Regions from separate parts of the Homo sapiens genome. Here region 2 is linked to region 1. Evidence: read pairs that join two places in POLR2A ChIA-PET (ENCODE). Cell type or tissue: A673. All regions are shown on one strand. Links, peaks and the distances in the headings refer to the core of each region. The heading gives the core; the rest is flanking DNA. Region 1 holds the start of DCDC2B (doublecortin domain containing 2B). Region 2 overlaps KHDRBS1 (KH RNA binding domain containing, signal transduction associated 1).

Region 1 (2,911 bases), core at 251-2,750:
CAGCCAGGCCTTGGGGGACAGGCTCACCAAAGGGCCAGACGATGGAAGACAGACCTTTGGAGGGACCTGCCTGCTGCAGATGAAAATCCTGGAGGACCAGACCCCCAGAGGTTTAAAACCTAGGAACCATTGTCCCAGGAAGTCCAGGACACAGCTGTCTGCACTCTATGAGGACTCAAATATTAAGGAGATGTCTCCCAGAAAACTAGACCACAAAGAGCCTGACTGCCGAACAGTCAGGACACAAGAGTTGGGCCTCTCAGAGGACCACATCATCTGGGATGGTACCTTGGGGGGGCCAGAGCATAGTGTCCTCGATCTCTGGAGGACTAAACCACCCAAAGGCCAGGCCCCCACTGATAGAAGCTCCAGAGATGGAACCTCCAATGAGCCTAGTCATGAAGGACAGAAAAAGCAGAGGACTATACCATGGAGATCAAAGTCACCTGAGATTCTGTCTTCTACAAAGGCAGGCTGTACAGGAGAGGAACAGTGGAGGGGCAGGCCATGGAAAACAGAACCACCTGGCTAGACCCTAGGAAGCCAGGAGAGGATCAGGTTCCAAAGGGGAATGCTATGAAAGGGCAGTGAGACAAGACCTCATCCTACCTCCCTGACCAGCTCTGGCTTCTGCTCCTGCCCCTGGCCATTGGTGACTAGTGGGGCCAAGAGAAGCTGGAGCAGAGAGCTGGCATGAGTATAGGGAAGGAGGAAGGACACATTTTCAATCCTCTGCCTGTAGCTCAATCCAAATTTGTGGATAAGGGGCCGGGTGCAGTGGCTCACACCTGTAATCCCAGCACTTTGGGAGGCCAAGGTGAGTGGATCACCTGAGGTCAGAAGTTTGAGACCAGCCTGACCAACATGGTGAAATGAAACCCCATCTCAACTAAAAATATAAAAATTAGCCAGGCGTGGTGGTGCATGCCTGTAGTCCCAGTTACTCGGGAGGCTGAGACAGGAGAATCGCTTGAACCCAGGAGATGGAGATTGCAGTAGGCCAAGATGATGCCACTGCACTCCAGCCTGGGCTACAGAGCGAGACACGGTCTCAAAAAACAAATGTGTGGCTAAGGAGTTACCTGGGGGAAGTAGAATGAGAGGTCTGTTGGGAATAAAGGTTTTTCTTAGATTCTGAGTCTGGCTGCTTTCATTTCTGCTTCTGGCCAGGACAGATTCTGGGCCCTGCCGTTCACTTCCTACTGGCATGGGGCATTGACCCCGGAGCCAGCTGGGAGCCATGGCCCAGGAAAAGATCTAGCCATCCTCCTTAGGGAACAGCTCCCAAAGCTGATCCCCAATTGAGCTCAGCCTTGTGCTTTAGAGTGGCAAGGAGGCTCTGGAGAGTAGGGTAACACCTATGTTTAAGTGTGATCTCCCCAGGGCAGATGGGATAAAACCCTGAATGCAGATAAATGCTCCTGCCACAGTCTCCCTCTGCCTTCCTGGGTGAGAGGGCAGGACTCCACCTCTGATTGGCAATGTTCCCAGCCCTTCCTTGGTTGCCTGGCAACAGGTCTGTTTCTCTGACTGAGGATACACTATGGCAGGTGGCAGTCCAGCAGCCAAGAGGGTAGTGGTGTACCGGAATGGGGACCCATTCTTCCCAGGCTCCCAGCTGGTGGTGACTCAACGCCGCTTCCCCACCATGGAGGCCTTCCTCTGCGAGGTGACATCAGCTGTGCAGGCCCCACTGGCTGTGCGTGCCCTCTACACACCTTGTCATGGCCACCCTGTCACCAACCTGGCAGACTTGAAGAACAGAGGGCAGTATGTGGCCGCTGGATTTGAACGATTCCACAAGCTCCAGTGAGTGGGCTGGGGCTGGTCAAACAGCCTAGCAAGGGAGGTAACGGCAAGAGCGTGTATTCAGTACCTACCATGTATGTACCAGCATGTTACTGGTACTTACTGAACTCTATGTAGGGGGGGTGGTTTTGCCTCCATTAGAAAGGGAAAACAGACAGAAAACCTGCCTAAAAGTACATAACAAATAGTTGAACTGAAATTCAAATAGAATTCTGTGTGTTACTAATGTTTATGCCCATCACAGCCAAGATCAGCCTGTGGGAAGACCACTCTCCCACAGGGTGAGCCCCTTTTTCCAAAAGCTCTTCTTGCTTGGACCCCCTATCACTGAACACTCTAAATCCACCCATCCATTCCTCCCCACTGTGCATAGGCATCCCAGACTCTCCCGTTAGGCTAGGGCCATCCTCTGTTGCAGGAGGAGACTGTCTCCCAGGGTGGGAGAAGAATTTGAGTACCTGAGTCTCTGACTCATGTCTGGCTTCCAGGTCCTACTCTTAGCTCTCAGCTGAGGTTGCTTACTATAATGTAAGGATCAAGAGGGAGTAAGTGGCTGGGCACGGTGGTTCACGCCTGTAATCCTAACACTTTGGGAGGCCAAGGCGGGTGGATCACCTGAGGTCAGGTGTTCGAGACCAGCCTGGCCAACATGGCGAAACTCTGTCTCTACTAAAAATACAAAAATTGGCCAGGCACGATGGCTCACACCTGTAATCCCGGCACTTTGGAAGGCCAAGGCGGGCAGATCACCTGAGGTCAGGAGCTCAAGACCAGCCTGACCAACATGGAGAAACCCCATCTCTACTAAAACTACAACATTAGCTGAGCGTAGTGGCGCATGTCTGTAATCCCAGCTGCTCGGGTGGCTGAGGCAGGAGAATCGCTTGAACCTGGAGGCAGAGGTTGCAGTGAGCCGAGATCGTGCCACTGCACTCCAGCCTGGGCAATAAGAGTGAAACTCCATCTAAAAAAAAAAAAAAAAAAAAAAATCAGCCAGGCCTGGTAGCACGTGCCTATAATCACAGCTACTCAGGAGGCTGAGGCAGAAGAATCGCTTGAACCCGTGAGGCGGAGGTTGCAGTGAGCTGAGATCGCACAACTG
Region 2 (2,911 bases), core at 279-2,778, 190 kb before region 1:
CAAAAAGAAAGAAAGAAAGAAAAAGAAAATATTTGTACAGCAGTGAAAATGGATGAACTATAGCTGCAGGCAACAACATGGAGAAATCTCCAAAATCTAATGTTATATGAAGAAAGTACATCCCATAAGACTACATACAGTATAATACTATTTCTATAAAACAAAGCCTAGTAAGATAAAGCAGAATATCATTAAGTATACATTTATCTGTGATATTGCAGGTTTTGTTTTTTTGTTTGTTTGTTTGTTTTGAGATTGAGTCTCGCTCTGTCGCTCACGCTGGAGTGCAGTGGCGCGATCTTGGCTGACTGCTACCTCTACCTTTCGGTTTCAAGCAGTTCTCCTGCCTCAGCCTCCCGAGTAGGTGGGATTACAGGCGCCCACCACCATGCCCGGCTGATTTTTGTATTTTTAGTAGAGATGGGGTTTCACCGTGTTGGCCAGGCTGGTCTCAAATTCCTGACCATGATCCTCCCTCTTCAGCCTCCCAAAGTGCCTGTGTTACAGGTGTGAGCCACCATGCCCAGCCCAATGCAGGTTTTGTTTGTTTGTTTGTTTTTTGTTTTTTACAAAACTAAATGTGCTTATTGGCTGGGCATGGTGGCTCATGCCTGTAATCCCAGGACTTTGGGAGGCCAAGGTGAGAGGATTGCTTGAGCCCTAGTGAGAGCTTGTCTCTACAGAAAATTTAAAAATTAGCTGAGAATGGCGGCACACACCCATAGTCCCAACTACCCGGGAGCCTGAAGCAGAAGGATCACTTGAACCCAGGAGATTGGTCTTAGGCTGAGGTGGAAGAATCGCTTGAACCCAGGAGGTCGAGGCTGCCTTGAGCTGAGATCGTGCCACTGCACTCCAGCTTGGGCAACAGTGAGATCCTGTCTCAAAAAAAAAACGTGCTTACCGTATCGTTCAACAGTTGCATTCTTGGGTATTTATTTCAGGGAAATTAAAACTCAACACAAAACCTGTACATGAATGTTCACAGCAGCTTTATTCATAGTAGCCAAAAACTGGAAACAAACCAAATGCCTCCAATAAACTGGCACACCCATACAGTGGAACAGTACTGTGCAATAAAAAAAAAAAAAAAAAGGAACTGTTAATAAATGCAGCAACTTGCTTGATCACAAGAGAATTAAGCTGAGTGAAGAAAGCCAATCTCAAAAGGTTACATACTATATGATTTCATTAATATAACATTCTTGAAGAAACAGAATAGTGGAGATGAAGACTATATTAGTGGTTGCCAGTGGTGAGAGATGAGGGAAAACGGTGACTGGCTATCAAAGGGTAAGGATCCTCATGATGGAACTGTTCTGTATCTTGACTGAGGTGGTGGTCACATGAGTCTGATTAAATTGCATAGAACTAAGCAAACAAGTACATGTAAAGGTGGTGAAATCCTAATAAAGTCAATTGTTAATTTTTTTTCCATGAAACCTGTACAACAAATTTTCTTATTTTAATGTTAATTTTCTGATTGTGATACAGATATGCAAAATGTTATGGGGAAAACTAAAGTATACAGGATCTCTGTTATTTCTTAGAACTGCATATAAATCTAAAATTGCCTTAAAATTAAAAAAAAAAATTTTCAAAGTTGCAAAGCTCTAAATTGTGCACTAAGGAAAAGATTTGGGAGACCATAGTCAATATGACAGAGTTTTCTACTGTCCTGGAATGTAAAAATTGAGCCCATATGAAAGGGCTTGTAACAGGCCTTTGGGGGATTTTTTTTTAACCAATACCCAGCCTTTCTATACCCATAGCCAATATTGTATATAATATATTATGAGTTTATATTTTTTTCTGGGTTGCTAATCAGTAGCTTCCATCAAATTCTCAGAGGGACCCATGATTCCAAAAAAAATAAAGAACCTATTGGCTTTGTGCTCTTGCTTGAAACAATAAGTAATTTGATAAATAAAACAAATGAAGTTGTTTTGCAATAGTAAGCTTATGGGACTTCTGATTCCAAAAGATGATACCAACAGAAAAGTTGAGAATTATAAATTTGGGGATGATAAAGTCATGTGAGTTGTTTAAGGGAAGTTGAGGGTGTTAACCATACTTTTTTGTATTTGTTTTTTTTTGAAACAGGTTCTCACTATGTCACTCAGGCTGGAGTGCAGTAACGCAATCTTGGCTCACTGCAACCTCTGCTTCCCGGGTTCAAGCGATTCTTGTGCCTCAGCCTCTCAAGTAACTGGGATTACAGGCGCATGACACCACACCTGGCTAATTTTTGACAGGCAGGCGGCACCACGCCTGGCTAAGTTTTGTATTTTTAGTAGAGACAAGGTTTCACTGTGTTGGCCAGGCTGGTCTTGAACTTCTGACCTCAGGTTATCTGCCTGCCTCAGCCTCCCAAAGTGCTGGGATTATAGGCGTGAGGCACCACACCCAGCGGCACATTTCTTTTTTTTTTTTTTTTAAGGAGATGGAGTCTTGCTCTGTCACCCAGGCTGGAGACTGGAGTGCAGTGGCATGATCTCGGCTCACTACAACCTCCACCTCCCGGGTTCAAGCGATTCTCCTCTCTCAGCCTCCTGAGTAGCTGAGACTACAGGAGCGCGCCACCACGCCCAACCAGTTTTTAGATTTAGCTAGAGTAAATCTTTAAATCTTTAGTAGAGACAGGGTTTCACCATAGTAGAAACAGGGTTTCACCATGTTGGCCAGGATAGTCTCGATCTCCTGCCCACCTTGGCCTCCCAAAGTGCTGGGATTACAGGTGTGAGCCACCGCGCCCCAGCCGGTACATTTCTTTTAATTCGGTTAATGATTATAGATGCCTGTTGTGTATCAAGCATTGTACTGTACTAAGAATTACAGACACTCAGCAATGGAAGGAGTCCAGAGATTGTTAACAACAGGCAAAGGAGGAGTGCTGTGTTTAGAAGTGTAG

What was found. Peaks named below come from ENCODE experiments on the same cell type or tissue, not always from the same donor. Only the 100,000 strongest peaks of a DNase experiment are listed, where the experiment ranks them.
Region 2: POLR2A ChIA-PET joins it to region 1 with 10 read pairs; 5 of 35 experiments call an interaction of 5 or more read pairs at or near these places.

The regions. Positions count from the first base shown.
Region 1 is chr1:32,207,551-32,210,461 of GRCh38, forward strand. IQCC (IQ motif containing C) reads left to right here. Exons shown (of 5, transcript NM_018134.3): 5 at 1-1,132. The coding sequence ends at 532. DCDC2B (doublecortin domain containing 2B) reads left to right here and starts at 1,539. Exons shown (of 9, transcript NM_001099434.2): 1 at 1,539-1,809. The coding sequence starts at 1,544. In A673, for the core only: no CTCF peak of the experiment used is centred there; a DNase peak (open chromatin) is centred at 1,511.
Region 2 is chr1:32,019,539-32,022,449 of GRCh38, forward strand. All of the region lies in intron 1 of KHDRBS1 (KH RNA binding domain containing, signal transduction associated 1), which reads left to right. Among named protein-coding and RNA genes, the nearest start is that of KHDRBS1, 7.1 kb to the left of the region's middle. In A673, for the core only: no CTCF peak of the experiment used is centred there; no DNase peak of the experiment used is centred there.